Linked DNA regions of Mus musculus: regions 1, 3, 4, 5, 6 and 7 are each linked to region 2. Evidence: chromatin loops called from intact Hi-C (ENCODE). Cell type or tissue: left cerebral cortex. All regions are shown on one strand. Links, peaks and the distances in the headings refer to the core of each region. The heading gives the core; the rest is flanking DNA. Region 1 overlaps Gm51969 (a long non-coding RNA gene). Region 2 overlaps Bcl11b (B cell leukemia/lymphoma 11B). Region 3 has its middle 59 kb from the start of Gm24986. Region 4 overlaps Bcl11b (B cell leukemia/lymphoma 11B). Region 5 has its middle 14 kb from the start of 4930465M20Rik. Region 6 has its middle 17 kb from the start of Gm16087. Region 7 has its middle 29 kb from the start of Gm32830.

The links. Peaks named below come from ENCODE experiments on the same cell type or tissue, not always from the same donor. Only the 100,000 strongest peaks of a DNase experiment are listed, where the experiment ranks them.
Region 1: a loop joins it to region 2, with 8 times the contacts of the local background. A loop is called at or near these places in 5 of 42 quality-filtered maps.
Region 3: a loop joins it to region 2, with 3 times the contacts of the local background. A loop is called at or near these places in 2 of 42 quality-filtered maps.
Region 4: it touches region 2 in a loop (3.0-fold over the local background); 7 of 42 quality-filtered maps call a loop at or near these places.
Region 5: a loop joins it to region 2, with 2.0 times the contacts of the local background. A loop is called at or near these places in 4 of 42 quality-filtered maps.
Region 6: it touches region 2 in a loop (2.0-fold over the local background); 2 of 42 quality-filtered maps call a loop at or near these places.
Region 7: a loop joins it to region 2, with 2.8 times the contacts of the local background. A loop is called at or near these places in 5 of 42 quality-filtered maps.

The regions. Positions count from the first base shown.
Region 1 is chr12:106,474,657-106,479,083 of GRCm38, reverse strand. It overlaps Gm51969 (a long non-coding RNA gene), which reads right to left. Exons shown (of 2, transcript XR_003950178.1): 2 at 2,334-3,088. Among named protein-coding and RNA genes, the nearest start is that of Gm32876, 2.4 kb to the left of the region's middle. In left cerebral cortex, for the core only: a CTCF peak has its summit at 1,808; a DNase peak (open chromatin) is centred at 519; H3K4me3 peaks cover 438 bases; H3K27ac peaks cover 1,296 bases.
Region 2 is chr12:107,996,361-108,000,787 of GRCm38, reverse strand. All of the region lies in intron 1 of Bcl11b (B cell leukemia/lymphoma 11B), which reads left to right. Among named protein-coding and RNA genes, the nearest start is that of Bcl11b, 4.8 kb to the left of the region's middle. In left cerebral cortex, for the core only: a CTCF peak has its summit at 1,827; a DNase peak (open chromatin) is centred at 1,848; H3K4me3 peaks cover 2,365 bases; H3K27ac peaks cover 3,726 bases.
Region 3 is chr12:106,278,178-106,282,604 of GRCm38, reverse strand. No RefSeq gene overlaps it. Among named protein-coding and RNA genes, the nearest start is that of Gm24986, 59 kb to the right of the region's middle. In left cerebral cortex, for the core only: no CTCF peak of the experiment used is centred there; DNase peaks (open chromatin) are centred at 2,277 and 3,944.
Region 4 is chr12:107,928,646-107,933,072 of GRCm38, reverse strand. The region is part of intron 3 of Bcl11b (B cell leukemia/lymphoma 11B); the gene reads left to right. Among named protein-coding and RNA genes, the nearest start is that of Bcl11b, 73 kb to the left of the region's middle. In left cerebral cortex, for the core only: no CTCF peak of the experiment used is centred there; DNase peaks (open chromatin) are centred at 1,464, 1,908 and 2,256; H3K4me3 peaks cover 691 bases; H3K27ac peaks cover 1,378 bases.
Region 5 is chr12:107,746,994-107,751,420 of GRCm38, reverse strand. No RefSeq gene overlaps it. Among named protein-coding and RNA genes, the nearest start is that of 4930465M20Rik, 14 kb to the right of the region's middle. In left cerebral cortex, for the core only: no CTCF peak of the experiment used is centred there; DNase peaks (open chromatin) are centred at 1,941 and 2,376.
Region 6 is chr12:106,937,130-106,941,556 of GRCm38, reverse strand. No RefSeq gene overlaps it. Among named protein-coding and RNA genes, the nearest start is that of Gm16087, 17 kb to the left of the region's middle. In left cerebral cortex, for the core only: no CTCF peak of the experiment used is centred there; a DNase peak (open chromatin) is centred at 1,983.
Region 7 is chr12:106,377,508-106,381,934 of GRCm38, reverse strand. No RefSeq gene overlaps it. Among named protein-coding and RNA genes, the nearest start is that of Gm32830, 29 kb to the left of the region's middle. In left cerebral cortex, for the core only: a CTCF peak has its summit at 2,397; DNase peaks (open chromatin) are centred at 2,465, 2,638, 3,027 and 3,942; H3K27ac peaks cover 922 bases.

The DNA of each region.
Region 1 (4,427 bases), core at 261-4,260, 1.5 Mb after region 2:
CATTTTAAAACGTCTTTAATTGCTTTACGGAGGAAGGTGCAACGTAAAATATTCCAGGGGCGATTACAGTGGGAAAAGTTGTCTTTTGAAAGCTCGAGGCGCCAGAACCGCCTGCAAAGATCAGTCAATTTCAGACCCAAATTAATAATCATCATGATAATCACCCAACTGCCAAAACAGTTTTCAGAGAAAATATATTTTTATAGGGGAAACTGCGAATTGCTCCTCGCTATCAATACTGATTTCTTATCTTCCCTTTGCCCGGGAACACGACCTTAATAAGTCGCTTCCTCCTCTTAGGAGCTATAATCACCCTTCATGGGTGAGATGCCCTATATTTACTCCAGAGGGAGTGAAAAGCAGAAAGTGTCTCAATATGTTATTGCATCAAGAAATCATGGTCCCTCCCCCAGCTTCCATGACCCCCCGGGGTGCAGCTTTGCCGGGGAGAGTTCCGCTGGGCTCGCGCGTCTTTCATCTTCCAAGGCTGTGATTAACTGTCTTCTCCCGGCCGGAGGTGGGGGGCAGACGCTGGCTTCGGAAAAGCTTAGTTACCGATCATGTTTGATTTCAGATGGAAATGAAGATATCGAGGTGGCGGCGTGCTCCCCGGTGCAGCTTTTTCAGCTTGCTGGGGTAGAAATCACTGTTGGGTTTAGGAAATAAACGATCCCAATTGATGCCGCAAAACTTAGACTCGACCGGGGATAAACAGCGTTTGGAAGGGCGAAGGGGGTTCGGGACCAGGTAAATCTGCTTAAACTTCACATCGTCAAAGGCTAATCGCCAGGTCATTCCTGATTTCTGCCCTAGTCCTAAAAGTATCTCCTGGCACCGCAGAAGCATGATCCTCTGCCTCAGCCGGGTTTCTCCAGCCTCCCTAGCTGTGTGTGTGTGTGTGTGTGTGTGTGTGTGTGTGTGTGTGTGTGTGTGTGTGTGTGTGTGTTTAAGGGGATTGCCTGGCATCTATTGGTTTGCCCACATGGCAACACGTAACTCTGGCAAATCAGGAAAATAATTGGGTTTTCTTTGGAAAGGGGGTGTGGGCTTCAAACCTCTTCCTGGAACGTTTTAAAAATTCAAACTTTCTCTCCGCAGTGGTTCTAACCACACAGTTGCAAAGGTTCATTTAGGCTGTGAGGGTTGTATTTTAGAAGATGGAAACTTCAAGACCGTTCACTTTGGGGAAATGAAAAGATTTGCACAGTTTGAACAGAATTGTCTGTGAGTGGGGAAGGGTCCTCCCTATGGCATCAGTGAGGTGGCTCATTCCTGTCCCTCCACCCCTGGTGTTTTAATGTGTCTGGGTCCCTGAGAAGAGAGCCACCACAACACAGATCCAACACTTTCTCTTCAACTAAATTATTCCTCAAAATTTCGGGGATATAGAAAGGTACACATTACGTTTACAAATAATGGGGGGGGGGGGCGGTTGTGTGCAGCTCACTGGCATCGTGTATGTTCTCAGTGAGCGAGCTCTTGGGCATATCTCCCACACAAGCACACACATGTGCAAGCATGGTGAATAGGCAGGCCTGAGTGATTATGGTCATGCAGTCTGCCCATTTCCACCCAGTCTAATGTGACTGCATTGGAACAACATCTCTGAACTCCCTGACTTTGGTCTGCATACTGAAGGACCCCAAATCCTTAGCAGTGATCTTAGCAGCCATCCACCGGTTCCTGCAAAGACCACTGACCCCACTTAAAAGTTACTATCCAAATCCAGCAATTTAAAAAAAAAAAAAAAAAAAAAAAAAAGTCCTTTTGTAAGAAGGCCTTTGAGCCGGGAGCTACTCCCTAGCTCCCCCTGTGAGGTTTGCAGAAACAAAAAGTGTTTGTTCAGGACTGAGAACTGAGTTCAGAGAAGAATGGGCAGACTTCTGATTCAGTCACCTCCGGGGGAGGGGGGAGGACTGGCCGTTGGAACCTTCTCCTGTGCCTGTGACCTTAGCCCTTAAAATAATAAGCCTTGCCTAATAGATTACCTGCAAGGCATTTCCCTAAACCATTCTCGACATACCAGAAAGACTGGTGCCCAGTTCATTCTTCCGAAAGCCAGTGGACAAGACCTGATCCCATCTTTATTTACAATTTAAATCTTTGGTTCATTGTGGACGTCTTCGCATTTGTTCTGGTTTCTCTTAAAACATTATATTACATTCTTTCTCTCTGATACTGGAATCTGGGTGCTCCCGTGTTTGGCAGCATGGGATAGCACCCTCCCTGACCCCTCTAACTTGTCCCATTGCGACCAGCGGCATGGTGGCATCTTTGTTAAATTCTTCAAGAAATTTAGAGGAAAGAAATGGGGGGACTGTAAAAATATGTATAGTTCCCTCCCAGATTTATTGCTATTTGCTTATAGATTTAAAGGAAACTGAGAGCAACTAGAGACATGGCATTCTAAGGAAGATTTGTGGTTGTTGGTTAGAAGGAAAAACTCCGTGAACATCCACACAAAACACCAGGAGACAAAGAGACATGCTGCAGGCACCTTTTAAAATTTGTACCGTGTGGCAGTGAATTCACCAGGAGCTGGAAGACACCAGGTTCTTATGAAAAGGTCAAAGTTATGGCCTTGGTATGACCTCGAAGGGGAAAAAAAAATCTATTTGTGAGGCATACGATTATCTAGGGTTTTAGTAAATGCAATTACAGCGACAATCTTAATCCAAACAGTTGAACAAAAATAAATTAAAATTAAATAAGATAAACCTCACCCTCAATCATTACACTATGAGTTGTACCGGACCGCAGGGTGGCTATTTGACCTTTGTCTTGCATCTATATTAGAAGAGGCACTACCTGGACAGAAATCAAGGTGCACTTGGGCACACCCACCAGCCTGACCTGGCCAACACCCAGGTCTGAAACAAACGGTTTCTGCTTTTCATTGGGGGTGGGGGGGTCCTGTCCACTGGACCTCCAACAGTGTCTTGCTCTGAGAGGCACAACACTGGTCCTGTGGGCGTGGGCAGCCATGGCTCACAGCAGTGACAGGTAGCTCCATCCATCCCAGCCACATTCCTCGGGTTCCACAAAGTTCCATTTCAATAAGAAAGCTCTTTTCTAAGGACACGTTGTTCTAAAAGAGACAGGAAGAAGAAAAAAACTGTCTGTAATTTGTCATGAATTTCAATTACAAAAAAAAAAAAAACTTTTGAATTTTTTTTCCGTTTTCAAGAAAAAAAAATTGGCGTGCCTCCAGGTTTTAAGAATGTGGTTAACACAGAAAATGACAGAAAGAGAAAGTGTGTGTGTGTGTGTGTGTGTGTGTGTGTGTGTGTGTGTGTGTATTTGCAGAAAAATCTCAGAACACAATATTCTCCTAGGCCAGGCTGAGGTTTTTCTGGACGAAGGTGCACCTGGCACTCTGGGTGAGAAAGAGGATTTTGTATTTATGGGCAATGGGATTGTTCTGGCAAGTTCCACAGCATGCCCCGGAGCTGACATCTCATAGAAGCATCTTCCAGCATCCCAGACTCCCATACACACCAGAGAACCAGTCTACACCCGAGAACACGGCTCAAAAAAGGGTTTTGGAGAGGAGAAGAGGAATCGTTTTGTCATTGGAAAGTCTAAGGGGGTCCCCTCCCCCCGATACACGGAATACTCACCAAACGGGAGCAGAACGGTTTTTTTTTCTTTCTTTTTTTTTTCTTTTTTGAAATGTGCAACTGTGTGAAACTTGTCTGGTTTCAGATTTACACAGAAATGTGGGCCCGTCTTGTTTTCATCCAAACAAACTCAAGCTGAAGAACTGTCTTTCCTAAACTGGGAGCACATTCCTGTTCCTTAACCCACCAGTGCTGGGTTCCCCCGGAGCGTATTAAATCTACGCAACACAGAGAGGTGCTTTCTGTCTTGTTTTCTGGAGGCTGAGCCCAGCAAACCCAGTAAACAGGTGGAAGACTAAAAAGAGCCATGAAAAAAAAAAAAAAAAACACACAACAAAAATAACAGCGACCTGTCCCCAGCCTTGAAAAACAGCCTAACTCCAGAGGTGCAGTGTGTACTTGCGTGGCCTCAAATAATGTTTGTCTCGCAAGAAAATGCGTAGCTTTCAGCGATAACACGGGACAGCGCTTCCTAACTTGCTAGTGGCCTGGCCTGCGTCCTTCTGATAAGAGGTCAGAGGTCACCGAGGCTAAAAGATGAGAACCCGTGCTTCCTTCTGCTCAGATCTGCAAGGAACAATTAAAGGCAGTTTTGCATTAAGGACTGACGTCCTCCTCAGTCTGGTGCCCCGGCGGTAAGCACAGCTATAGAATGCCTGTCCCTGTGGGGTATCCCCGCTCAGACCCAACCTGGCACTTTGGTACTACGCAGCTGGAATTTGAGGAAGCTCGTATTGAAAGGGGATGGTTTAGTAAGATGCAACGGAAGGTGCGGTGCGCATGCGCCTCCGGGGGAAAGCCATGGAA
Region 2 (4,427 bases), core at 202-4,201:
AAGACAGGGATGCAGGAGATACAGTGTGGCCTGGGGAATGTGACTAGCTATGAAGCAGGGGATACAGGAGGCCTGGTTGCAAAAGGACTGGCCAGCAGAGCAGGTGTTATCTCAGCCCCTACAGGCAGTCACTCCCATGTGAGATTTCAGATCTGAAGGAAACCATCTAAAACATGGCAGATCGTTTTCACTTGGGTGGCAGCCTTGGGCCTGTGGGGCAGCAGCTAAAGGCTCTTTGGAGATGATGCAACTTAGAATCACTGATGGCCTAGGAAACCAGAAAAAGCCCAGAAATGGCATCCCTGATCTTGGTGTATGTTTCCCAGGGTAGGAGAAGGGCTTCATAGCATGCTACGGTTTCAGGCAGGATGGGTAGGAAGAGGACTGAGGTAGCTAAGGGGGTGGGAGACAGCTGGAAAAGAAGATCTGGGCTTCTGGTTTGTTTCAAAATGTTTGACCCAGATGGATGCGGCTTTTCAAACAGGAGGGCAGACACAGACATTAGGAAAAACAAACACAGATCAGCCTGGGGAACGGTGCTAGGGAGGTAACGCAGGAGGCAGCCGCTGGCCAGGCAGAAGGAAGGGCCTGTACCAGCCATGCCAGGCAGGGTCAGGCAGAAGGAAATGCAGTCTGAGGTCCGTGGAAAAGCTCAAAGGTTTTTCTGAGGGAAACGTGGAGGTAAAATGGAGTGGCCAATTATACAGGCCCTTAATGAAGCCAACTTTTCAATAACCCACCAACAGGTTCCCGAGGAAGAATAGCAATTTTCTGTATGCACTCGTGATCCTGCACAGCAGCCAGAGACCCAAGATTTGCCGCAGAGTGAGGCTGGTTGTAGCCATTCAATGCCTCTTCAGGTTGGGTTTTGTGGTTGTTGTATGTTTTAAAGGCGGCTACGTTGACAATTGTCTGAACCTCAGGATACAGTATACCTATAATGGTCCACTTATCGTACTAAACTGCGTCTCTGATAAATTTATAGGACATGGGCCCTCTTTCTTTCTTTCTTTCTCTTTTTCTTTTTCTTTCTCTTTTTCTTCTTCTCTTTCTCTTTTTCATAGTCGGGTAGGGGCAGTGAAGTTTGTCTGCCCTTTGCACAGAAGGGAACCCCGTGTCGTTTGAAGTGTGGTATGTCAGCAGCTCGGATTCCACGGGAGAATAAAAACATGTTCTTCAAAGGTGTCATGCCAGGTTAATTTTATTCATTTGTAATTCGCACCCCAGTGAAGACAACCACGAGCACACTTTAACAGCCCCCATATTTTCAGAGGAGATTTTTTTTCTCTTATTCAAAGATTTTTGTATATCTGCTTGTTTCTTGTTTGGAGGGGGAAGCCTGCTATCTGCATGAGCCCTGGCTTTGGCAAATTTTATCTAGTCTTCAGGGTGTTTCATAACAGAAAAATAGAGTCAACTGTTCAGTCTTGGGGTTCAGTCCTGGGAGCTGGCCCGAGAGACTTGGAAAGATTAGGATTCGATGGTTAGATGCACCCTTCAGCTTAACTCCAAAGGACCCAGCAGCTCTTCCTTGGCCAGAGGAAAGATCAGCATTCGATGATGCATTTGACAGTAATTTCAGGTGAAATGGATCCATGTAAAACAGTCTACTTACGGACTCCAGTTTCCTACAGCAGCAAGGAGGTTTTGAACGCCTAATCACACTTGATTCCTGATCGATCCTCCTCACCTTTATCCATCCATTTTGCACTCTCTGTCGCTTGCTGTGATAAAATACTTTCCAAAGTAAACTTTCAGTACCATTTGCTTTTGGTTAAGGGTAAAAATGCCTGATGCTCCAAGCCGCGCCTAGCGCTTCTCGTCAGCTAGGGGGCGCTCGCTGCCCGTGTCATGGCTGCGGTGCCTTGGCCGCTGTGCCTGGGAACCCGCGTCCATCAGCACATCCGGCTGCGGCGGCTGCAACAGCAGCGGCTGCAGTTTGTGTCGCTGCAAAAATGTCTTAAGCGTGAAGTTGTAATATTGATTTTCCTGCAGAGATTTGTGCAGGACAAAATGAGAATATAAGTTTGAGAAATCTATTTTCAAGCCATTGGCATCGATTTGTAAACCCCTCCTTACCTGGCAGGTGGGGAGGCGGTTTTTTCTTTTCCTCCAATTTCCTTTTCTTTTTAAACAATTAAAATTGTTATTCCTGAATGAGTGTTTTTCTCCCCCTTGGTCTGTCCATGGTCTTGACATTCTAAACATTTTGTTTTGTTGCTTAAGCATTCACAGTCCACCTAGGGAGTCTGGGAAGAGCTGTCATCATTTTAGGGGTGGCCCATCTTAGTGTTCCCCGGGGGTGGGGTGGGGGACCACTGTGAATTGTTGCTGAAGGGGTCGTGGACCCAAGACAACCTGATAGATGGTGATCCTTTCGGCTCCGATTTGATAACAGCCCTCAATCCCATCTTCTCCACCGCGAGTCCACGGAACTAAGGGTGCAAGCACCCTTTCCCTAACGATATAGCATAATTCAAACAGTGCGGGTGATTTTGTTTGCAAGCAGTGTGTGCTTGCTGGGGCCAGTGCGCCTTGCACCTCAGAGAGTTCCCTTCATAGATGGATGTCACGATGCTCCACCGCTCCCCCAAACATGTGATTTAGTGCCGGGGGATATGTATGTGTTGATGGTGGGGTTTCTAGATCTACGATGTCTTAGCTTTAGAGTTTGTGAGATGCACAGACAGCGCAGTGAACTGGAGTCGTCTGCGCGAGTTCAGTGGATAAGCTGAAGAGCTTGCCCTGACACAGGAAAGTGCTTTATTCTAACCTGAAAGAGAAATAAATTAGGTCAGACAAAAGCCTTAGCTGTCATCGGCTGGAGGAAGAGGGCCAGCCATTTATCTGATGGTGTCTCTACTTCATTTAATGTTTGCGTCTGGCCAGTTGTAAGCATACCGTGGAGGCAAACACAGGGTAACTATGAGGAATATAGGACCTCGCAATCTTGGGTCTGGGCAACGGTTTGTAGCCTACAGAGAACTGTTTTTTGTTTGTTTGTTTGTTTGCTTGCTTTGTTTTGCTTGCTTGTTTTTAATTCAGTTTATGGGAAGCCCCAATCATTTGCCTTGGAATTTGGGGTCCTTCCCATACTGTGATTACACACCAACACAGACATTCAATTCGTTAAAAAAAAAATTATCAGGGGTGATAGGACAGCCGGCAGCTAGACGTTTTCCTTTGAGAGCCTCTTTTTTCATGAAGGAAGGACTCTTTGGCTGCCTGGTTGGGCCTTTCTTTTAGCTTAAACTCTCCAAGGATTTTGGTCCCCAAGTTAATGCTGATGTCACATCTGGGGAGGAGAGGTGAAAAATGAACTCTTTTTTTGGGGGGGGGTGGGGGCTGTACCCTGCACCACATGATCATGGTCAAGGTATTGATGCTGGCAGAGCATCCTGCCCTGAAGACTTCATTAACTGTAGGTATACTTGATCCTGCTTAGTCTGAAAGGAGACAGAGAAGAAAGCTGAGGACGGTTGTCCTGTGTCATACAGCTGCTAATACCATGGCTCATGTGATCCTGCCTGGGGAGGGGGTTGTCAGGGGGGCAGATTCCTTGGATCTCACAAATCTCCCATCCTGGGGAGCTACATGCAGACCTGTGAGATTTGCCCACATTCTGTTCCCCAGGCCTCTAGTTTGTGGACTCCAAGTGCTTGGTTTTCCCGGGATGTGCTGAAAAAAAAAATGGCTGGAAGCAGGCTGTCAGCTGGGCATAGCTCTGTGCCCTCCCTCATCAGGAGCTAGGGAGAGAGGGGGAACACAGCAGCCTCTTGGTTCCTGTCAGAATGGTGCTAGATTGTGAGCAGAGCTGTGTTCCGGGGACTCTGGATGGTGTTTTGACATATGCAAGTCTTTTGTGTAGTTGCTGATATTCTAGAATTTTGTTCTCTCTCTCTCTTTCTCTCTCTCTCTCTCCCTCTCTTTCATTCTTCGTGGCAGCTGATAATTTGCTTGGGTGTGGAATTAGCCAGCTCGAACTATTTACTGCAATGCAATGCCAGACCACACAAAATTAAGTAACTTCAAAGTAAAAAAAAAAAGAGGGTAAAAAAAAATCCTCTGTTTTGCTGTAACTTTTTACGACCTTGTTCTAGTGAACTGCTAAACTACAAATACATTTGTGATCCACGCTAAGAGGCCTTGTAGAACAGCATGCTGAGGGACTTAAGAAAGCAAGTGCCAATATTACTTCCATTAAGAAGTACTCAGACAGGGGCACTGCTGCAAACGAAAGAAGACCAAGTTGGAGTCATGTTTAAATTTCTACCCTGGAGAGAGGAGGTGTGGGAAGGAGCCATTGCCCTTGTAGGCTTCTTGCTGTCTGAGTATCTGGATCCCCGTAGAGACAACCTATCTCCGCTGTACCCACGGAAATCCTCCCCCTGTATCTTTGAAAACCCAAAATGTTAAACAAAACAAAT
Region 3 (4,427 bases), core at 233-4,232, 1.7 Mb after region 2:
TGGGTTTGTGATTCCTGCCAAATGCCAACCCGGAATCACTGTAAGTCGAAACCAGCATCAAGAGACAGTGCTTCATCCCAGTGTGCGAGGGACAACCCATTCCAGGTGGTTTCCCAGGGCCCACCGCCGCTAGTTCCAAGCTGCTGTGTGTGTGTGTGTGTGTGTGTGTGTGTGTGTGTGTGTGTGTGTGTGTGTGTGTGTGTTTGTTTCTTATGAACCAGTGCCTCTTCAGTGCCTGCTTTTAAGAATTATGACTGTCGGGTGGGTGGATATGGGGGACTTTTGGTATAGCATTGGAAATGTAAATGAGTTAAATACCTAATAAAAAATGGAAAAAAAAAAGAATTATGACTGTCTACCTGCCTCAGCTTCTTCTGTCAACTGGACACATGTAGATTTATCTGGGGATATAGTCTCAAGTGAATCTCTAGATCAGATTGGCCCATGGACAGGTCTATGGGGAATCATCTCAACTGTTAACTGATATAGGAGGGTCCAGCCCACTATGGGTGGCACTATTCCCTATGCAAGTGGTTCTGATCTGTATAAAAAAGCAAGCTGAGCCAAATCTACCTGCTAGCCAGCAAGCAGCATCCTCCACAGTTCACACAGCACTTCTTTAACTGTAAAGTGAGTTCCTTGGTCAGAGGCAATGCTATGTGGGATAGCAAACAGGTCTACCTCAAGCTGATGGAAAGAGCTACCGCAAAATAACAGGCCGTAACTTAGAGTTTAATGCCAAAGAAATCCTTTCCTGCTCTAAGTCATTTTTGGGCCAGGGTGGTTTGTCACAATAGAAACTAAACTAAAACACCACCCGAGTCTACGTTGCCTTTGCCATAAAGTTCTAAGATTCAAGGAACCTGAGTCTCCAAACTGCCACATGGAGGAAGCTGTCTCCACATAAACATTATCGTGCAGTGCTAGGTGACTTGGAAGCAACCCATGGGGACTCTGACATCAGTATTCCAACTAACTGAGCAAGACCTTGGATGTGGGGTGTGGTGGGGGTCAGTAAGTAATAAAGCTGTCACCTTACTCGGAGCCAGGCACATGAGGACACTGATGTCCTCCTACTATAAGAAGAAACACACTAGCCATGAAATAAGAGAGCCATGCATTAATGTAGAGTTAGGCCACACTTTCCTCAGTGTAGAGAGTGAGTGTCAGTAAGGGGACACAGCATGATGGTCACTCAAACACAAGCCTCCTCCTTATCACAGGAGGCAGCCTTTACCTTCGAAGGCTGATGAGCTGCATATGTCCCAGGGCAGTGTGTAGTGTATCCTCACAGTGCAGAGAATGCTCCACACTTCGCCTTCCTCCAGCGGTATCGATTTTCTTCTTCTCATCGTGATGCGCACGACGAAACTGAGTCTTAGTGATGTCACCTCTGAGACTGGTAGCCAGAGACTTGGCCCTCACATTCACAACCCGAACAGCACTGCCCCCTCAACTGGTCCCAGAAAGTCCAAGATAACAAGAGGGAGCAGGAGCAGAGCGTAGAACAATAGCTAAGTAGGTGTCTTAGGGTTTTATAGCTAGGACCAATGGCCAATGCAAGTCTTATAAGGACAACATTTAATGGGGGCTGGTTTATAGGTTCAGAGGTTCAGTCCATTATCGTCAATTCAGGAGCATGGCAGCATCCAGGCAGGCATGGTGCAGGAGGAGCTGAGAGTTCTACATCTTCATCTGAAGGCTGCTAGCAGAATACTGACTTCCAGGCAGCTAAGATGAGGGTCTTAAAGGTCATGCCCACAATGACACACCTACGTCCTAATAGTGCCACTTCCTGGACTGAGCATATATGAACCATGACAGTAAGTAACTGCTGAACATGGCCCACTAGCTTCTACACGTATATATACTCACATCAAGAGAGAGAGAGAAGACAGACATAGAGAAAAAGAGACAGAAAGACAGAGACAGAGGTGTCGGTGAAAAGTCCTTTAGAAGGGTCTAGATCTCTGAAAGCAAAAGGCAGAAACAGCCTAGCCCAGGGAGGGAAGAAGGTTCCTGAATGTAGAGGGGCCTTCATGTCTGGTAAGAGTTTGGGTCTGACTCAAAAAAACAAAACAAACAAACAAAAAAAACAAAAAAAAAATCAAAGAACCTAAAAATCAATTTAAAAACCAGACAGGGCTCGAATAATTGTGTTCCTTTCCTGCAAACGTCGGTGGGACTTCCACTCCAAGCTGGAGCCACTCCACTGAGGAGTTCAGCCTCTCTTCAAGAGTGGCTTTCTCTCCGCAACTCGGATTTATTTAAGTTCCACCATTAAAATGCAAGCCAGAATCTGAGAGCCATCACCATAGCAATGAGCGTCCTCAAAACCCAGCCAGTTTTAATGATTAAATTATCTTTATTTTCAGTTCCTATATCTCCATATTTCCTCTCCCTTTAGTACATGTTCATGAATTCAAGGTTTCTCCAAAGCCCAGTGAGGAGTATGGCTCCCTAAAGTTGTCCTTCCCAGCTGGGAGCAGCCTGTGACAGGGACATCACTTTAAACACCATCGTGGTGACAGTGCTGAGGGACCACTCATAACAGGAATAAATGACAACTTACAGTCCTCAAGGATCAAAAGAGACTGTCTAGAGTCTACAAAAGCTCTACGATATGATACTGGGGTAGGAAGAGGTAGCTAATGTGGCATCAAGGCCAAGTTTGTTGTTTAATATTCTGCAAAGAATAGAAGGAAATGATATGGTCTTGTCCTCATGTGTGGATGAAGGTGAGAGTATATATTTGCACACTTCCGTAAGTGGGCATGGAGGTCAGAGGTCACCCTCAGATGTCGTCATTCAGGAGCCATCCATCTTGCTTGTTGAGACAAAATCTCCAACTGGAACTTAGAACTCACCAAGGAGGCTGTCCAATTGGATTTAATTATCAACATGACACAGTGCAGAGTCATCCAAGAGGACTTAGATAGAACCTCAAGTGAGGGATTCCCAGATCAGTCTGGCCTATGGGCATGTGTAGGGATGGTTGTCTTGACTACTTAATTGATGCAGGAGGGCCAAGCACACTGTGGGCAACACTATCCCTACTAAGGCTTAGTAGCCCAATTCTTTCAACTGAGCCCAGCTCAAATGAGAGTTGAGCATAAGCCTGTGAGTGAGTGACCCAGCAAGCAGCATCCCACCATGAGTACTGGCTTTGAGTTCCTGACCCAACTTTCCCTGGTGGTTAACTATGAAGCTTTTCTTCCCTGTGTTGTCTCTGATCCCAAAGGTGCAAAAGGAAGAATTGAGAAGGGAAGACATATTCCTTGGAGCCCAACTCACCTTGCTCCCACATTGCCTGGCTGGGGATTGAGTCTAGCCTTGGTTATGGATCCCATGGGATAGGTGGCAGAAGGGGCCAAGCCCAGTGATTGATCCAATAGTGATTCATTTGATCTGTATGTACTGAACTTCCCTAAGTGGGGAAGAGAAGATAATTCAGACTATGCAGAGATTGGGCTAGCCCGAACCCCAGAAATAGTCAAAGCATCCACAGGACACTGTAGACAAAACTACCCTTGACCTTTGACCAAGGTTGCTACATACTACCTACCATTTGCACTTGACTGTGTGGAGCTTAAGGACCTCAGATTCATTGTCTGTGGAAACCAGGCAGCAGCTAAGACATCTTGTACAGTCACAGGACCCCAGGCAGCAAGGCTGAGATTCAAATCTTAGTGGCTGGGGCACTTTAGCACTTCTCACACAAAATCTGCCCTCTGTCACACACGGTGTCCTAGACACCCATTGATTAGGTACAACAGAAAACAATAAAAATCAATTAGGTAAATTCCTATCTGCAATTGGTGGGAGCTCAAGAAAGTTTTCTCTAGGCAGGCTGTTGAGTCACAGGGTGTTGAGGAAAGTAGGAGCTGGTCCCCGGAAAACATGGAAGACAGTGAGTTCAATATTGGAAGAAGAACATTGTTTGTGACTCATGGGTTATGTGAAAAGATTAGGGACCTGAGCAGAGAAGAGCCTTGGGAACTGCAGGCAGGCTGAGAAAGGCCTGGAACAGAATGGCAGGAACCTAGTGGTCCCTCTGTCATTCAGGGGAATTGGGGACAGCCTGCTGTTTCCCTTCACCAACTTCACTCTCCTGTCAATTTACACGGAGCTCCTGTAAGCAGTGGTGTAAGCTGGGGAGCACTAACATGAGTTGGGGAGCACTGACATGAGCTAGGGAGCACTGACATGGCTGGGGAGCACTAAAGTGAGCTGAGGAGCACTAGCATGAGCTGAGGAACACTGGTCTGAGCTGGGGAGCACTGAAGTGAGCTGGGGATCATCGGTATGCTTGGATGCACTCCATAAACCAGCACCTTGGGCCTGTGCAGGCTGAAAAAGCAGAATGTCTCAGCCACAGCCTAGCCAGGTGACCAAGACCCTCGCCACACAGCAGGACTGAGGTGAAG
Region 4 (4,427 bases), core at 182-4,181, 68 kb after region 2:
AACGAACTGGATGCATCTGGGGGGGCATGAAAAAAGATTTGTTTTTGTTTTTGTTTTTGTTTTCGAGACAGGGTTTCTCTGTGTAGCCCTGGCTGTCCTGGAACTCACTTTGTAGACCAGGCTGGCCTCAAACTCAGAAATCTGCCCGCCTCTGCCTCCAGAGTGCTGGGATTAAAGGCGTGTGCCACCATGCTCGGCATGAAGAAAAATTTGGAGTGATGGGGGAGAGGGGGAGAATGGAAGGGAGATGACTTGCCCACTGGCTTCTCGGATAGTCAGCTCAAATCCAGTCTGGCTTGGGAGACAGAGCTCTTCTGGAATTTGCACTCAAATTATTTAAAAGAATATCATCACCAGGAGTGAACTTGGGATGCTAGCAATTAAGCACTTCTCCTGTGGCCTGGCACTTCTGCTAGCAGTGGGCTCTAAGACCTGTGTGCGCCCCATTGTCCTCTCCACACTGGACGCTTGTTCTGATTGTCCTGGGCTTGGCCACAGTCTTCCACTTTACATCTGTGGACGGGAAGTATTTTTACAGCGTGTAAGTGCATTGGGGGAGGTCGCCCCTCTGCTGCCGGAACCTGAGTTCCAGGCGCATTGTGCCAAGCGGTGGTTATTATTTCCCCCAGAATAATGTCCTTTTTTTTCCCTCTCTTGCTTTTAACGTCCTGCCCTTGGCATCTGTTCCAGGCATTGTGGACGAACGGAGACTGTGTTCTGACAATGGGTTAAAGCAAGCTCTTATTGAAAAGCATTCTCTACTTAATTACGTTTCCTTCTTCTGGAAGCTATTTTAATTTTTTTTTTATAATCACATGTTAATTGTGTATTAGCGGGGCCTTTCTGATTAGTTGAAAACATAATGAAACCTTTGTAAACAACACAGAGAGAGAAAGAAAAGGGAATGTGTGAAACAGAGCGGGTAGTGACGAGCCAGCTCCAAGAGGCCCAAAGAGCGACATTTCTTGATGCGGCAGAGGGATGGAAATTGTACCTGCAAGTCTTGCTTTGAATTTGCAAGTCTCCCAGTTGCAGGGCCAAGTGGGACAAACAGGCCAGTGGTGGAGAGAGAGGTTCACAGAGTTTGCCCACCAGGAGTTGTGAGATGGGACCCGGTAGTCCTGCCCCACTGGTCTGCATCTACTCACACATTCGTTAATTCACCGCTGAACCATTCTCGCGGCCAATCACAATTTTACTCTGGTTCCCTCCCTCCTTCCCTCATTCATTCATTCATTCATTCATTCATTCACTCCATGATAGTCTTAGAGCAGGAGCTGTGTCTACAGAACATTGACCGGATGCAACCCCTCACATGCCTTTTCTGCCGTCTTCCTTACATCTTCAGTACAGGTATTAGTTGCGTTGTGGCTGAGGAGACTAGAGCTCACTCATTCAGATTCAGCTAAGGAAAGGAAGCAAGTGAGCCAGGTCTGTTCCCCGCCCCCCACAAGTGATTGGGGATCCTGGCATCTGTTGGGATGGCATGATGCTCTAAGGAGTCAGTGAGTGAGTGTGTGTGTGTGTGTGAGTGTGTGAGTGTGTGTGTGTGTGTGTGTGTGTGTGTGTCAGGACGGAGATGAGAGTTAGCCTGTGGCTGTCATCAGAAAGTTTGCTGGTATTGTTTTGTTTTCCACTTTTAATGGGAGCCTTGTTTCTGGACAGAAGGCCTGAATCTAAGTCCCTGTTGTGGCAAGCCGGCCCCAGAGCCCTGCTCTGTTCTCTATTTAAAGGGCTGGGCTCACCAGGTTTTTTTTTTTTGCAGTTCCCAGGCTGTTATTAGGGAAGCGTGGCTGGGGCGCTTCAAATGAAAGTGCTACTGTGTGTGCGAGCCAGGTTCACCGTGCGCACTCCAAGGAAATGCTGCCAAGACAGTCTTATGAACAGGCGCCAAGCAAAACACGCGTGCTCCGTCCAGAGGAGCCAGCTCACTTCTGCAAATAGAGGAAAAATTGACTTTCTGATTTGGAGTGTTTTTACAACTAAGAAGAATCACTTCAGTGATTGTTCTAAAAATAGCCCGGCAGCAGCACACTCTGGAAGGCCCCGGGATGGTGAGCGTCCTTTAATTGTGCCTTTTATGTAATCTCTCTAGATCATTTTTTTTTTCTTTTTAAATCACTTATGCTTGCGTGGTCATCCCCCCCACCTCCCCGTATGTAACTCGGAGATGCGAGAGTGGTCTACACAGCAGAAACCGTATTTTTATCTTTTCGGCTTCAGGAAGTGTATTTGGGTTTTCGTCTCCTGCGGCAGCCGCTGCATGGCTCGCAGCTGAGCTGCCAAATCTAGGGCAGCTCCACCGCCCTGCCCTGGTGGTGGCCCAGCTCTGAAGGGAGGCGTCCCTCACACATGGGTGTGCTTGGTGGCAGTGTCACTGACGCCGGGTCAGGATCTCGGCCTGCTTTTGCTGTTCAAGCTGCAGGCACCTTTCCAAAGCACGGAGGCTTCAAGGTTGCCATCAGCCCTGAGCTTGGCCACCCAAGGGGAGATGATGCAGCCTCCTGTGCATGCGCTGTCTTCCCCTGCTGCCCCTCGGAACCTCTCCTTCCCTTCTCTCTCCTCACCTCTGCCTTCATTTTTCTACGTCACTCTGTTCCGTTACATGTGGGAGCCAGTATGGAAGCTGAAGAGTCCAGTGCAGGACTCCTCGTCCACCGGGCTGCATACCTGGGGCTGGGTCACTCTACGTGTGTGGGAGGAATGACCTGTCCACCATGGCCTCCCTGGCCTTTGCCTAAGAGATGCCTGAAGCCCCCTTCACTTCCTTGTGGGCATGACAATCAAAATGTCTCCAGATTAATGCTGGGGGGGGGGTCTGTGAAATTGAACACTGGTGGTCTAGCCTGTCTTCCAAGAGTAGACAAGACTGATTTCTACTGCCAAATTTTACATCCAGAGCATATTTTAACATATAATATGATTGACCCTGGCTTAAGGGTGACCTTGATGTGTCCCACACAGGCATCAGGGTTCTCAGGTGGCAAGCTGGCTGTCACAGGCATCACCTATGAACTTGTGTGGTCAGGAGGCCAGGAGTTTATAATCAAGTTGGGTTTCTCTGCCATCTTCCCATTCTAAGCCCCTAAGACAATGCTGGGAGAATTGGTTCTCTTTCTTTTTTAGCCAGGGCAAGACAAAGTCTCTCTAAAACAGGCCACCCTAGAACTTACTATGTAGCCCAAGCTACCCTTTAATTCACAATAGCCCTCCTGCCTCCCAGGTGTTGGGATGACAGTTAGAAGCCAGTTTTCTTGATGAGTAGACTTTGTAGGACTGTAGATTGTCCTCTGGAACTTGCTTGGTTCCCTCTTTCCCCACTTCCTTTTCCTCCTCTCCCTCCTTCCTTGGATACACCCCTTCCCCCCCCCCACCCCCCTTTGCCTGGGAGCAGACTTGGCCTGCTCCCAGGCAAAGCCTGTTCTAATGACCCATACAGTAACCACCTCTAAGAATCATGTTCTGTCTTTAAATTGATTCATCACTGTGAGGTTGGATAGGGCCAGGTGTCAGGTGTCACCGCCTCCCTCTGGGGGCTCATCTTCAAGAAATCTAGAATTGGGTGGTCAATGGGTTTTGTGCCCAGCTTCTTTGGAATACCATGTGACTACTCAAGAGTGATTTCCTAGTCCTAGCCAAAACTCTGGCTTCCACTGGCTGCTCTCAGCCAGCTGGTCAGCCAGCCAGCCTGAGGGTATGTAGACATGTGGAATCCACCGGACCCCACATGCCCCAGGGTCTGGGCTTTATGGTTTCCGGTTCTCTGATACAGCATCCAGGTCCAGGGACCTTCTGGCCTCAGATCTATGGTTCCAGGCTGTGATTCCACAGCCCCGCCCCTTCCAACCTCCTTTGTCACCGGGCCAGCCCTCCTGGCTGCCCGTGTACATTTACTCCTATTCTAGGGTGATGGACAGGGTGCTGGGTGGACCAGTGGGCACAGCTGGTGTGGGTTACAGGCCATGACTGGACATAGATGCTAAGCTACCCAGCAACCGTACTGGGGCTGTTAGTGGTTGGAGGAGGATATGTTGTAAGAATGGCTGTGATCACTGTGTGAGATTAATTTCTTTCCTTGTTAGTGCCCGAGTTTGTGTGTGTGTGTTCTTGTGTCCGTGTCCGTGTGTGTGTGTCTGTGGGTGGGAGGTGTCACTCCCACATCCCTTGGTTGGTTTTTTTTTTTTTTTTTTTTTTATGTGAGCGTGCACTTAACTTCTGTCTTCCATGGTGGCGATGTTGGCCCGCATCCGAGCCCTCTGATTTTCTAACGGCTCATCTGGGCCATCGGAAACTCCAGTGCTGTCGGGCTGTGCCTGGTGAGGATGACCACAGCCCGGCTGCCGGCAGAGGGCTGGAGGAAGCTTGGCACGGAGGCAGAGGGAAAGCTGTGCAGAAGAGCCGCAGGTTTTTCATATGGAAATGTGAAA
Region 5 (4,427 bases), core at 267-4,266, 250 kb after region 2:
TTCGGCCTTCCACCTTTTCTGATGGGGAGATGGAGTTGTAAAGAACACTAGTACACCTTGTTCACTGTTGTCCAGCTTGGCGTGCAGGATGATGCTTTAGCTCCGAGCCAAGGCTTCTGGCCAAGGCTGCGACCCGTGCCTCCCTGGCAATGACTCTGAAGGCACATGGAGAGAGTTCCATGGTCAGGAATCCCATGGGCAGGTAGCCCATGTTTGCAGGGCAAAGAGCTGAGTGGTTGGGGAAGAATGGATTCAGTTTTTCCCAACTCCCAAATGACCTGCCTCCCTCCCCTCCTCTGACCCCACCCTTCTCCTCCTCCTTCCTGACTCCCGTCGTCTACTTTTCCTGTACCTTCTCTGTCTTCTGTATCTCTCAGTGTCTTCTCCATGTGTATCTCTTTGCTGAGTCATTGAAGGTGCAGACTCTGGGAAAACCCTCATTGGCACCGAGGAAAGTGGCCACTGGTTCAGTCTCGACGCCCTCTGGCTCCCGTACCTGCTTTAGACCTCATGTGATCAGACTATCACTGCCTCCCTCCCACCCTGGAGGGTAACTTGGGCACCACGGTCATTGCCCTCTTTGGTTGCAGTAGCAGGGACATGGGAACCATTCTGTTAAAGGTGCTGTTTAGCCTGGGGCAGGGCTTTGTGTCTCAACTGTGCACTGTGTGCCTCCTGCCTTTTATGGGCCAGATGAAATTGGACTTTAACTCATTTTCCCTCTAGGCCCACAGAGTGGCCAGCTCTGGTTGGGCCTCAATCAGCTTTGTTCCCTTTTGATGTAGACCATGATGGGGAAGAGGGCGGGGAAGGGAAAGGGAGAAGCACTTAACACTTATGGGGGCTGACTCTGGGTAGCACGGTTGTTTTGCATGTGCTTGGAGTTGCTCTTCCTCTTCGGGTTAACCTGAAGGACCGTGTCAGCAGTCAGCACTTGCGGGGAGGTTACTCAGGTTGGACACACAGCGGGCCTTGTGAGTTCCTGTTGTCATGATCCCACAGCAGAGCATTCAAAAGGATAGAGATGTTGAAGCACCTCACCACCTGCGTACAATGAGCCAGAAGTGAGGCCTACCCACTCTGTCTCCAGGATATTTATAGGCTTGCAATTCTACCTGCACCTAACTGCCATATATGCTGGAGAGAGAAGAAGATGGAAGGATGTGGGTGGGCCTGGGAGGGCCATTCCTAGAGACATCAATGACAGAACCACTAGTGTCTGCTTTTCCTGGTCCTGGGGATTGTGCGTAGGTTGTCACATACGCTAAGCATCTCTCTGCTTCTAGGCTTTCCCCTAATCTTAGCACCAATAGGAATAATACTTTTCCCTGCCATGCCTCCTTAGCATAGAGTTGGGGTCTCCTAGTCTCAGGTCAGGGGTGAGATGGGTGGATGTTTCTCCATTCCCACCCTGCTCTGAGGTACACAGGAAGAGGTTCACAGATCTGACAGTGGTTGGGGACATCCCACTGTCAGCTGTACCTGCTACTCTGGTTGCTAACTTTTAGCAAAGGGCCTGTGGTTGCTGATGTCAGAGCCTATCAAATAATTAAGTGTAGGACATGCTCAGCACGGGGTCGGAGTCCTCCTGGCTTCACAGGGGTCTTGGACTTTCATTAATTTACATTTGCTTGGCTGAGTTGCAGAGTGGCTGTCGATGATAGTCCCGTCCATGACCTTGACATACGGGTACAGCAACCATCAAGGGCAGTGGCCTGTGGTGCAGTGGTCAGATGATTGTTGTCTCTCAGCCTGCCATGTGGGTGAAACCAGTGTCCCCTTTTTTTCTCTCTGTCTGTCTCTGTGGTTCTTAGTGTTAAAACTTTCACTTATTGCTTTTCTCCGGGGTCCTGGCAGCAGCACAGGGAGAGTGAGAAGAAGCGAGGAGCTTCCTCAACAGCAAAGACGTTCTGCACAGCTGTCCCAACCATGGCTCTTGCCAAGTTCTAAGTCGCTGTGGTCCCCGAGGGTGCGGAGGTGGGAACAGAGCACAGCAGCCTCTTTGGAGGTGAAATCCAGTTTTCTTCTGGAAAAAAGGGCTACCTCTGATTGCTAGAGAAATAGAGGAAAGTCTTTAAAAGGCTCCAGCACTCCCGCCGGCCCCCAAATTGTCGGCCTCCAACATTTTGATGATTTAAGTGTTGATGGATTAAAAACATGTGGTTCGTGTTTCCCCCGGATTCAAACACACGTTGAACTTAAAGGGAAGTTAAAGAAAGGGAGACTTCAGGAGAGCAGGTCGGGTTTTATTCACTCAGTGCCCAGACTTGGGAAACTTGGCTTGAGGTACTTATGGGTACACCCCCAAATGGGCCCTCACAGGCCTCCGGAAATGTCTTCACTTGGTTGAGAGGTAGTATGCATTTGCACCTGAGGTTGGGGCAGAGGTGGGGGCCTGCTTCCTCCTACTGCTGAGCTGGACCCAAGCCAACTTTATACATCCTTAGACATGGGGAGAAGGCGACATTCTTCGAGTGATGAGATTAACTTCCTGTCTTCCAGGAGGGGACACTCCTACGCTGTACCACACCTCATCCTGATTTTACCCAAAGATCCTAACACTCAAGTTAGTCAGCTTTTACTGAGCATATACTAGGTGCTGTTCTTGGTAAATTCTTGTAGAGGGTGAACCCTTTACAGCTCCTGGCACTCAGACCACTTTGATCCAACAAGCGGGCGCCCCCCTTCCCCCGACCCCCATCTTCTCCGGCTTCCTCCCTCTCCTGCCTGCTTCCTGCGGGGACTGATTGCGGCTAACTAGGACAGGCATGGGAGTCACTTTCATGTGGCATAAGGGCTGGAGTCTGGGCCTTCTCAAATATCTTTGGAGTTTTATGGTCAAGCCGAAGAGTCAGTAAGTTTGCAGAGAGAGAGAGAGAGAGAGAGAGAGAGAGAGAGAGAGAGAGAGCTCTGGTTGCAGCAGGGACTGGGCATGGGGCCTATAAATATCTCCTGCAGGTCAGAGAGGAGCAATTCCAAATCCCCCACTCCCAGTGAGCAGCAATGTCCAGGAGCTCTTGGCCATGGTTTGGGTATGTACCTCTGCAAGGTTGTGGATGATCCAGCTGGAATTTTCCACTGAGTCCAAGGATCTGGTGTTGGAGGAGACCACTGTCTGCATGGCTCCGTTGGTTTAGATCACCCCCTAAGTTACCCAGTCACCCCAGAATCAGCATCATTCCTCCACAGGTGAGGCATGAAGGCTCAGAGTGGGCAGGGGCCTGGGATGGAGGCCGTGGCTATGGAGGTAAGGGAGGCAAGCGAGGCTGTGGGCTGCTGGCCTGGGGGACTGGGGGATGCCAGCTCTCCCCATCCCTTCCCGTCCCTCCTTGGCTAGCCATCTCACAATCACCGTGCAAGATCAGGCTTTTTTTTTTTTTTTTTTTTTTAAAAGACTTGTGCTTCCCCTGGTAATATAAATAACACATGTTCCTTTTTCTTTCAGGAAAGTGGGGGAATTTAAAACCACATAAAGCAAATTAGAATCACCATGTCCTAGCTTTCCAGCAACCCCTGAGTGTGTTTTGTTTACGTTCTTCTTGTGCTCAGGGACATAGACGGATAGATAGGAGAAGGCCTGACAGACACTCAAAAAGACGAATGAGCACTGTGTGTGTGTGTGTATACATGTATGTGTGTGAGAATCTGTGAATGATGTACATGTGTATGTATATATATATATATGTTTGTATATGTATGTGTATGTATATGTGTATATATATATATTTGTGTATCTGTGCTTGATGTTTAAGTGTATGTGTGTGTACCTGGGTATGTATGTGTATGTATGTATCTGTATACATATATATATGTGTGTGTGTGTGTGTGTGTGTGTGTGTGTGTGTGTGTGCATGTGTGTGAATCTGTGTTTGATGTATGTGTATATGTGTGTATGTGTGCATGTGTGTGTATGTGTGTGTGTGTATGTGTGTGTGCTTGAGAGAGAGAAAAAGAGACAGAGATTTGACATAAATATCAACTTTGGGTGTCTTCTATTGATCGCCACCTTATTTTTTGTGATAGGGTCTCTCATAGACCCTGAAACTCCCCATTTCAGATGCTCTTACTGGCCTCTGAGGCCCTGGGATGCACTGCCTCTCGGAACTGTGGGGTCCTAGGCACTCTGCTCCAAGCCTTGCTTTTGCACAGGGACTGAGAGCTAAACTCAAGTTCTGCTCACTCTGTAAGCACACCCCATCGAGCCTTCTCCCCAGCTGGGATGAGGGTTTTAATTTTTTAAGAGTAGATTCTCTTTCACAGAGTGCTTCAGTTACTGATTATTAAGGATGCTGTTGCCATTCATTGTCTCTGGAGACTTGCGTCTCAAAGAGGGAAATGGTAACATCTCCACTTATACCAGGAAATCACAACGAATTTCCTTCCTGCTACTGCTGGGACCTGTGTTCCAAAACCTGCTCCCTCCAACG
Region 6 (4,427 bases), core at 100-4,099, 1.1 Mb after region 2:
AAAAAGAGGAAATCTCAACTGATAAATTTCTTCCATCAGACTGTTCCATGGGCATGTCCATGGGGCATTTTCGTGATGGCTGATTGAAATGGGAGAGCCCAGATCAATGTAGGAGGCGCCAACCTTGGTCCTAGGTTGTATGAGAAAGCAGGCTGAGCAAGCTAGGTGTTCCTCCATGATTTCTGCCTTTCTTCCTGCTAGGATTCTCGCCCTGACTTCCCTCAGTGATGGACTGTAGCGTAAAGTCTAAGCCAAAGAAACCCTTTCCTCCCCGAGTTGCTTTTGGTTGGTGTTTTACTGCAGTAACAGGAAAGCCCGCTAGCACATCTTCCTAAGCGTCCAGAGTCCTAGGTGGGACTTATGGAGCAACATACTCTTCAAAGAGGGTCTAGAGGACAGCCTGCTCACCTCTTGAAGTTCTAGAATTTTCTGCCTTGTCTGACTCATAGGCCTTTCCATCAGGAGCATCAGTCTGAGCTTGACCTCTGCATCCTGTGGTCACCTGTCTCTCTGACTTTGACCTCCTCTCTCATTCTCCTTCAAGGACCTCGCTGACAATGACATGGGTGCCATCTGGGAGACCCAAGATCATCTCCCATCTCCGAATCCTTGGTTTCAGTCTGCAAACTCCTTTTCCTCTGGGAGTTCACATATTTGTTAGGTCCACAGGTTAGAACTTGGGTGTCTTGGGGTGGCTGGTCTGTCTACCACACAAATCAACTCTCGTATGGCTGTAGCTGTGATCTTTCAATTTTGTTTCACTGAAGTCCGTGATTTTAAGGTCAAAGTCCCAAATCTTAAGAAGGGCCTCTAGCCCAAGTATATGGGGGAAGCTAGCAACATCAGCTGCATGCCAGGATCAGTCGGGACTCTCCTTCCCCCCTTCCCCTCCCCTCTTCTTCCCCTTCCCCTCCCCTCCTCTTCCCCTCCCCTCCTCTTTCCCTCCCCTCCCCTTCCCCTCCCCTCCCCTCTCCTCCCCTCCCTCTCCTTCCTGCTTCCTCTCTCAGTCATCTAAATAGACAGCAACTAGCACCATCCTTCCCAACTCAGGCCTTTATTGGCTCCACTGCTGTCATGGGACTTTCTCTGCCCCCCCCCCCCAGGCTGCTCAGGAGCTCCCCAATTGATGGAAAATCTTCAGCTGTCTATGCTTTTGCCTCACAAACCCTCAGCTCGAGCTGGAGAACTCCTCCCTCAGAGTCCAGTCACCCTTGCCACGCCTGAAGTACAAGACAGCTCCAGGGATGGTGAAAGCTTTATGGCAAGGTCCAGATCCCAGCAGTCACCAACCACAGGCAGTCAGGAAAGACTCAACTAGAACATCATCCACTCCCACCCGGGAGGACACCATGGAAGGTGGACACGGAGACACGTGGGCAGCGGACATGTGAATGGACATTTACTTGAGAAGGGGCTGTAGTGTGTGAGCCTCGTAGATCCTACAAGCATCTTGAGAAAGAGCCATTCATATGTCATATTTTGTCTCTTCCAGTTTTGTGTATCAGCTAGAAAGAAAAAAAAGGGGGGGAGAGAAGGGGAGCAAAGAAAGAGGGATGGGAGGGGCAGGGAAGGGAAGAAAAGAGACAAGGTGGGGAGAGGGAGAGTAAGAGAGGGAGGGGGTGGAAAGAAAAGGGAGAGAAGGAGAGAAAAGAGCGTAGAAAGGAAGGGAAAGTGGGTGGCCGGCCTCCGGCACCGACCACGTGGCCAGAGACAGCTCCGGATCCCAGGGGTGGGATTGTTCTAGAATTCCAGTAGAGGAGACATGTGAGCCAAAACTCAGGCCACACTACTGATGCTTTTCAGTTTGTCATCTCTCCAGCCCACACCCACATCAGGGGAAGGAGGAGGCCTGCCATGCCTTCTCATCCGGGAGCTCTGGGCTCCTTCTTGTCAGCCGCAGAGAAAAAGCCACTTCTCTTCCCCTGCCCTTCTCCCATGCTGGGCGGGCGCCTTACATTTTCTTGGCTGCGAAGGCTCTCTGTGTTTCTTGGCAGCACAGGTTCCTGGAGCACAGCCCCTTCCTGAGTCAGAGAGCAGAAGTGAGAGCTTGCGGGCCTTGCTGGCAGTTGGGTGCCTGCTCCAACCCCGTGCGTGAGTGCGTGGGTGGGAGGCTTTGCTTCCAGCTCCGAGGGATTCTCTCTTCCTACTTGTCCACCCGAAGTGAACTCTTTCCCGAGTGCCCAGCGGAGGCACACGCTCAACCTTGTGCGTGCTTTTTTGTTTTTTCTTCCTGCTCCATCATTAATGTAGGTTAGCCACAGACTCCACGGACAGACGGAGTCCTTGGGACATTTTAGTATTGCTGATTGGTCTTCTAGCATCTTCTTCTGTCTTTCTTATACCCAATATGAGAACTTTGTCAGTACCCTGCAGGGTCTGAGCCCAAGACCATCCAGTGTGGGGCCTCTAGTGTTTGGCTCGAATCTACTAAGTGGCATTCAGAAGGACAAAGCCTGTGTCTGAGTGTCTCCCAATTCATGTGTTTTTTTGTTTTGTGCCCAAACCAGCCACTGAGGTAAGAGTGCCAACCAGCCTCATGCTGAGGCAGCCAGTGTCCTTGCTATTGGCCAGGCAGCTAGATAAGACTGGGGACTGCGGTTCTGACACAGGCAGTTGAGCATTTGTGGGAACAGTCTACAGGAACCCTGGCTTTGGTTATTCCGTGGTTCAAACTCTGCCTGCTCTTTGCATCTGGATGGCCCAGTATGGTGGCCACAGCTACGCTCTCAAACATTCTGCCCCATTGTCAGACTCTCTGTCAGATCATGTTTCTTGATTTTTGATTCAGAAAATATGGTCAGCATATGGTAAGCGAATTCCCACCACTGTGGGCTGTAGGGTTTCTCTCGCCTCCCACGAAAGCCCCCATCTTGCTCTCCCAGGCAGATGGGCTCCTCTGCCCTGGTTTCCTGTGTCTGTCATCACGACTCCTGTGATCTAGCATGTCCGTGCCTGTGTCCTGGGATGGACGGGTGACTCCCCGAGGCAGGGACAGTGTGTTTCATCTCTATGTTCCTGGCATCAACTCTAAAGCTCTCTAAACTAAAAACAGTTTTATTTTCCCCCCAAGAGTCTTTCATGTTACACACTAGAAGCTCTCTTGAACACTTGAAGCATATATTAAAAGTTATAAATTAAAAAAAAATAGAACCAGGGACATTAGTATCCAAAGGAAAGGAGAAGTTATACATTTACTTTTCTGTTTTTCACACCCCTCTCCTCCTGTCCATCCCCTTCCAGCTCCATAGCCCTCCTCTTCCTCTTCTCCCCCCTCCGGAACATCTGACCTACCTGGTCAACTAAGGGCTTGTGACTTACACTAGCAACGGTTGCTGGGAGGGATTCTCCTCTGTGGGCAGGTTTCTGCCGTCCTGTCAACTCGTGGTCAGTGAAATGAGACCATGAACGGAGAGCCCACCATCTTGAACCTATTCCCTCACAGAGGGTCACGTCCACAGCTATGTAAATGGCTCCCCAAATATAAAGCCGAATTGCAACGGCTGAATTAGATTATGCACTTAGGAAGCAAGGAGACCTTTTATCAGAAGCCTAGTAGGGAAGAAATCTATCTTTATAATTATTTGAAATAGTCCTAGCCACCTTGTATTCACTGATGTTAACTGGTTTTTTAAGTACTAATCCCCACTTTGCTTCCTGCTTCGTCCAGTCTTTCTAGGCGTGAGAGCTCCGATCTGTTCCCTGACTGGGTTTTTTTTTTCCCCACACCGATGGCCGTTCTGAGCTTCATGTTGTCAGAGGCCTCTAATTATTTCTGCTTTCCAGTGTGCCATTCAAGATCTCCTAGGGCTTGACCGCCATCTATCATTTGACACCTCAGCTCTTTAAAAGATCTGTATGCCAACACCTTTTGCTCCAGTAAGTGTAGACATAGTCATTTCAACCATCGCTGACGCCTAAAAATAACCCAGCTCATTTATACAGACTTCTGAGTCTTTGCATACAACCTTTCCTTCTACCTGGGATAGGCTTCAGCTTTCAGTTACCTTAGCAACCTGTTTGTCTTCGAGAATATTAGCTGACTTTTCTCTTACTAGGGAAGGTTCTCTTGGTAAGCTCAGATGATGATAGTGGTGACAGTGGTGACGGTAGTGACTGCAATGGGGTCAATGGTGGTGACGGTGGTGATGATGATGGTAGCGATGATGAACATGGTATCAGATTGTAATAGCGGCGGTGATGATAGTGGTAGAAGTGATGATAATGACCATGACAGTGGTGGTAGTGGTTGTGATGGTGGTTATAAAGATGGTAGTAAGAATAATGAGATGGTGATGGTGGTGAGTTTGGTGATGATGATGATGATGTTAATGAAGGTAATGATCTAACATGTTGGTGCTGGTGATGGGAAGAGTGATGGTGGTGAGGAGGACGGAGAGAGCCATCAGAATAGCACAGTACCCACACTG
Region 7 (4,427 bases), core at 278-4,277, 1.6 Mb after region 2:
TAGAAATCAAGGGAGAGAGGTGGAGAGATAGATAAAGAGGCAGCGAGGGACAGGAGAGACGCTGAGGGAAAAGTCAGGAAAGCAGATCTGAAGAAGCCCGTGAGCAGGAGAGACAAAGATTCGGGGGCTCGTGGGTCAGGCTTCCAACTCGTCCTTTGTTTGGGAATGTGTTCCAGAGAGCTATTATTTCCGCCTCTGAGGACAGACGGTGACATCTGAGCATCACACTTGAAGAACAGGGACAAGAAGGCCTGTGCTCAGGGATTCCCCCCGCCCCCCAAGCATCCTATCCCAGGAGAGCATGATGTGGCATCAGGTAGCCTAGGACTCATCAGCCCGGCTAGATGGCCCAGTGACTTGCTGGACATCTCTGGGCTCACCAGGACTTGTGAGATCTATCTACAAAGAGTGTGAGGCAGGATCACAGAAGACTCAACTTCCTCTCAATCACAAATACAACATAAGCAGTGCCTGGGTCACCTAGCAACTTAATAACCCCTGCCTAATGCCTCACGGGTGGTAAAGGCACTGATCTCATTTGACAAAATAGAGCCAACACAGCCAGAAGAATAATGTGGCCAAGCTCCACGATCCCTTCTCGACCTCATAGCACTCCCAAGATCCTAATGATACCATGCCCATCCCTTAGTAAGGAAGTCAGACTTCAAGAGGCCTGAACTGGACTCCAAGTCCCAGTTGTGGCCTCAAGTCCACCAGGCCAAGCTGCCTACTGCTAGGCATCAACTCTCTTACCCCACTTTAGGATGCCCTACAAAGTGTCCAGAGATCCCCTAGAAAACAAAAGGCAAAACTTCTTGGCCACCAAAATAGGCTTTCTGCAAGTGTGTGTGTGTGTGTGTGTGTGTGTGTGTGTGTGTGTGTGTGTGTGTGTGATTTTGCAATAGATGCTTGTGATGCGTATTGCACTGAGCAGCCAGTATGCTTGCACACTACACACACACACACACACACACACAGAGAGAGAGAGAGAAAGAGAGAGAGAGAGAGGGAGGGAGAGAGAGAGAGAGAGAGAGAGAGAGAGAGAGAGAGAGAGAGAGAGACCCAAGGCTCCCTATATCTCTGGCACTGTGCTGGGGTCAGAGCCCAGAAAGTACAAATCAGGCAATAAACATTCTATTCAGATTCTGGAATTATCTGGAGAACAACTCCACATATCCTGATCAAAGTATGTACCAGGAATGAACGAAAAAAGACATCCAGATGCAAGAAAACCAGGAGGGGCTTGGGATAGTCCAGAAGAACTTAAGTGTGAATCAAAGGGGTTAATATTCTGGAGATAAGAGAGACCGGTCTTGGGAGATGTGAAGACAGTTTGGTTAGCAACAGGACCTGAATTTATTCTAAGAACCTACGTGAAACATTGGACACCCTGGGGAAACAGAGACAAGAGAATTCTTGGGGCTCTCTGGCCAACCAGTGTGACTGAATCAGGGAGCCCCAGCTTCTGGTAAGAGACCCTGTTTCAAAACAAGAAATGGTTCCTAAGCAATAACACTCGAGGTTGACCTCTGAACTCCACACTCACCTCTAAGCAAGCGTGAGCACACTCACACACACACACACACACACACACATTTATGCATTTATAAAAACAAACGGCCAGCCCTTGTAGCCTGCTTAAATGCAGAAACTTAAGGATGCAAGGAAAAGATTGCATCCTTTCTCCTTGCAGAGTCTCATTCTCAGGGCCAGACAAACACCAACCTCAGCACGACATAGTCGTTTCCAGGGTGAACCGAACCAGGGTTCACTTTTGCCAGAGTCCAACCTGGGCCTCTCTCTTTGGGATGGGAAGCAGAGCATCCATTGCATGATGTATTACTTATTTTAATCAAATACAATTTTTTTCTAATTGTCACTGCTCCGGCAGCCTCACGGGGGCTGGTCTGACTTGTGTACACCCGTGACAGGGGAAGCGGCGGCGGCAGCTGCTTTGTGCCGCCCGCCCGTGTACGGTACCTCTCCAGTCTTGTCAGTCACAGCTCCCCTAATTACAGAACATCTGCTTGCTGTGGCCATTAACACTCCTCTACCAGCTTGTCTGGTTTAATACCAGTGACTCCTGACCTTCCCCAAGGAAGGCGCTTTCTGTCAAAATTTTCCCCCAAAGAAGCCAATTCGCCACGCAAAATTTGCACTTTTTTTTTTTTTTTGTGAAAAACACTACCTTACTAAAGGCTTTTGGAAGGAAATGGGTTTGACGAGGCGTCAGTGGTAAGGAGTATAGAAAACCTGTTTCCCTGCCTTATTTGGTTCATATTTGCATCTTTTGAAAATAATGATAATAAAAAAAAAAATGGGAGTCATTTGAAGGGTCAGGACCGTAAACTTGGATGTTCCCCAGCCCTGTCTACTGTGTTCCTAGGCCTCCAGCTAGGGGGCAGTGTAGATGTCCCCTCGCTCTCTCTCTTCCCACCTGCCCCACACGGGCTGGCTGGGAGACTCCACTACCTTCAGCGTTATTAGTTGAATCATAGGTCCCGCTATGATGCCCTTGTTCCCTGGCATTAAAGAGCCCCAAAGCTCGATAAAAGACGTTCCCAGTCCCTGGGCATGATCTAGAAGCAGCCTGCCCCTCAGAGAACTTCAGACGGTATTTAAAAGGCTCTGCAACCTCAGCCTTCTGAAGGCAGGACTCAAGGCAAGGGCATGCGAGGAAATCCAAGCGCGCTCCTTTTCGTTAGAAGTAACTATGGCAAACGTGGTTCCCAGCTAAGGACCCCGCTACAGATTCCCCCAGTGACTGTCCCACCCATCCTGGGAGTCCCTGGGTGTCCTGCGATAGACAATAGTGAGGGTGAGAGGAAAAGACAAACAGATTCACTTTAGAATCTTCCCCAAAATGATCTGAGTGGCTGTTTGTTTTGTTTGTTTATTTTTTTTTAAATACTGCTTTCACGGTGTTTTGATAAGGCGGGTGTTCTCTTGAAATAAGTGTTTGTTAAGTAAGAAAGAGTTCCCCGCCGTTCCCGGGGAGAGCGAGCAGTCTTTTACAAAGCCGCTGGACTTTGCTTCACAAACGGAGAAAAAGCGGTGCCTGCTGAAAAGCCTGAGCAGGCAGGCAGTTTGGGCTGGATGCTGGCTTCCCTGGTCAGGGTGGAGAAAAGCAAGGCAGTTAAGAATGGGTTTTGAGTTCACACACACACACACACACACACACACACACACACACACACAGACACACACACACACCTCCCTAAAGAATGCAAAGTGACCGCGACCCAGGCTCAAGTGAATCCCAAAGGAGAGAAAAGTCAGTAAGGAAGAATAATCCAGAAGGTTGCTGGTTTGTCAAGCAATGTCTTCAAAAAGCATCCTCCGCACTTGGCTAAAGGGGGTTTCCTTGGGCACCCCTGCCGCTGCCAGTAGTTAGCACTGCTTGTCTGGAGACAGAGCAGGGATGGGAGGCATTGAAGGGAGAAGGGGGAAGGGATAAATGGGTTTAAAAAAAAATACACACACAAAAACACTGCCGAAGAATACCTGTAAATACTTTGTTTTAAAAATGCGCATTTCCAATATAAGACACCATCTTAATTGCGGACTTCTTCAAAGCACCTATTGGAGAAACGGTTTAACAAGGGGGGAGCGATGATCTTGTAATCTCGACAATAAAAGCGCTTCCATCCTTTGTATATGCTGACTTACAAAAAAAAAAAAAAAAAAAAAAAAAAGTGCTTCCAGACAACAAAAGATGGAGCCGTAATTACATAAATCTCTCCATTCTTGATGAAGACACAGTGCAACATGAGCAAATCAATAGAGTCTCCGAGGTAATTCTTGTTTTTCTTATGAGCCCAATGCAAACTTGTTAAAATTGAATTCCACTTCTTGTGTATATAAAAAAAAATAGGATTTGCACAAATCCAGAGGAAAAGAACATGTGTTCTGTAAATGTTTAATTTTTTTCCTGTGCTACTGAGGAGGTTTGCAATGGAGTAGTGTGATACCAGGATCTCCACACAGCCGCCACCACCACCCGGGGAAGGAAGCTACTGTCAGTCTGCTCCCTAAAGCGCTCTGAAGGCCCTGCTATCACCTCCCTGATTCTTACTCCCACTATTAAATAAACTAAATGTACCCTAAAGTCAAATATCTCTGACTCACTGCCAATAAATTGGTCGTAATCATTTCTCCCCCACAACCCACATTTATAATATTTCTCATTCAAGAATAAATAATTTTGTTGATTTTTTTCCCAAAGAAAAGGTGAAATGTATTGCATTTAAAAATAATTAATAGATGGGCCCTGCATACCTCTGAATTAAATTAAAGAAAAAATATTTCTTTTTTTGTGCAGATGATTGCATTCATACGCTGTTTGGTGTGAAAAGTAGATTCCAAAAAGCTTTTAACTAATTTGTTCAATTTGTTTCAAAGCCAACATGAATAGGCTTGGTGCAAAT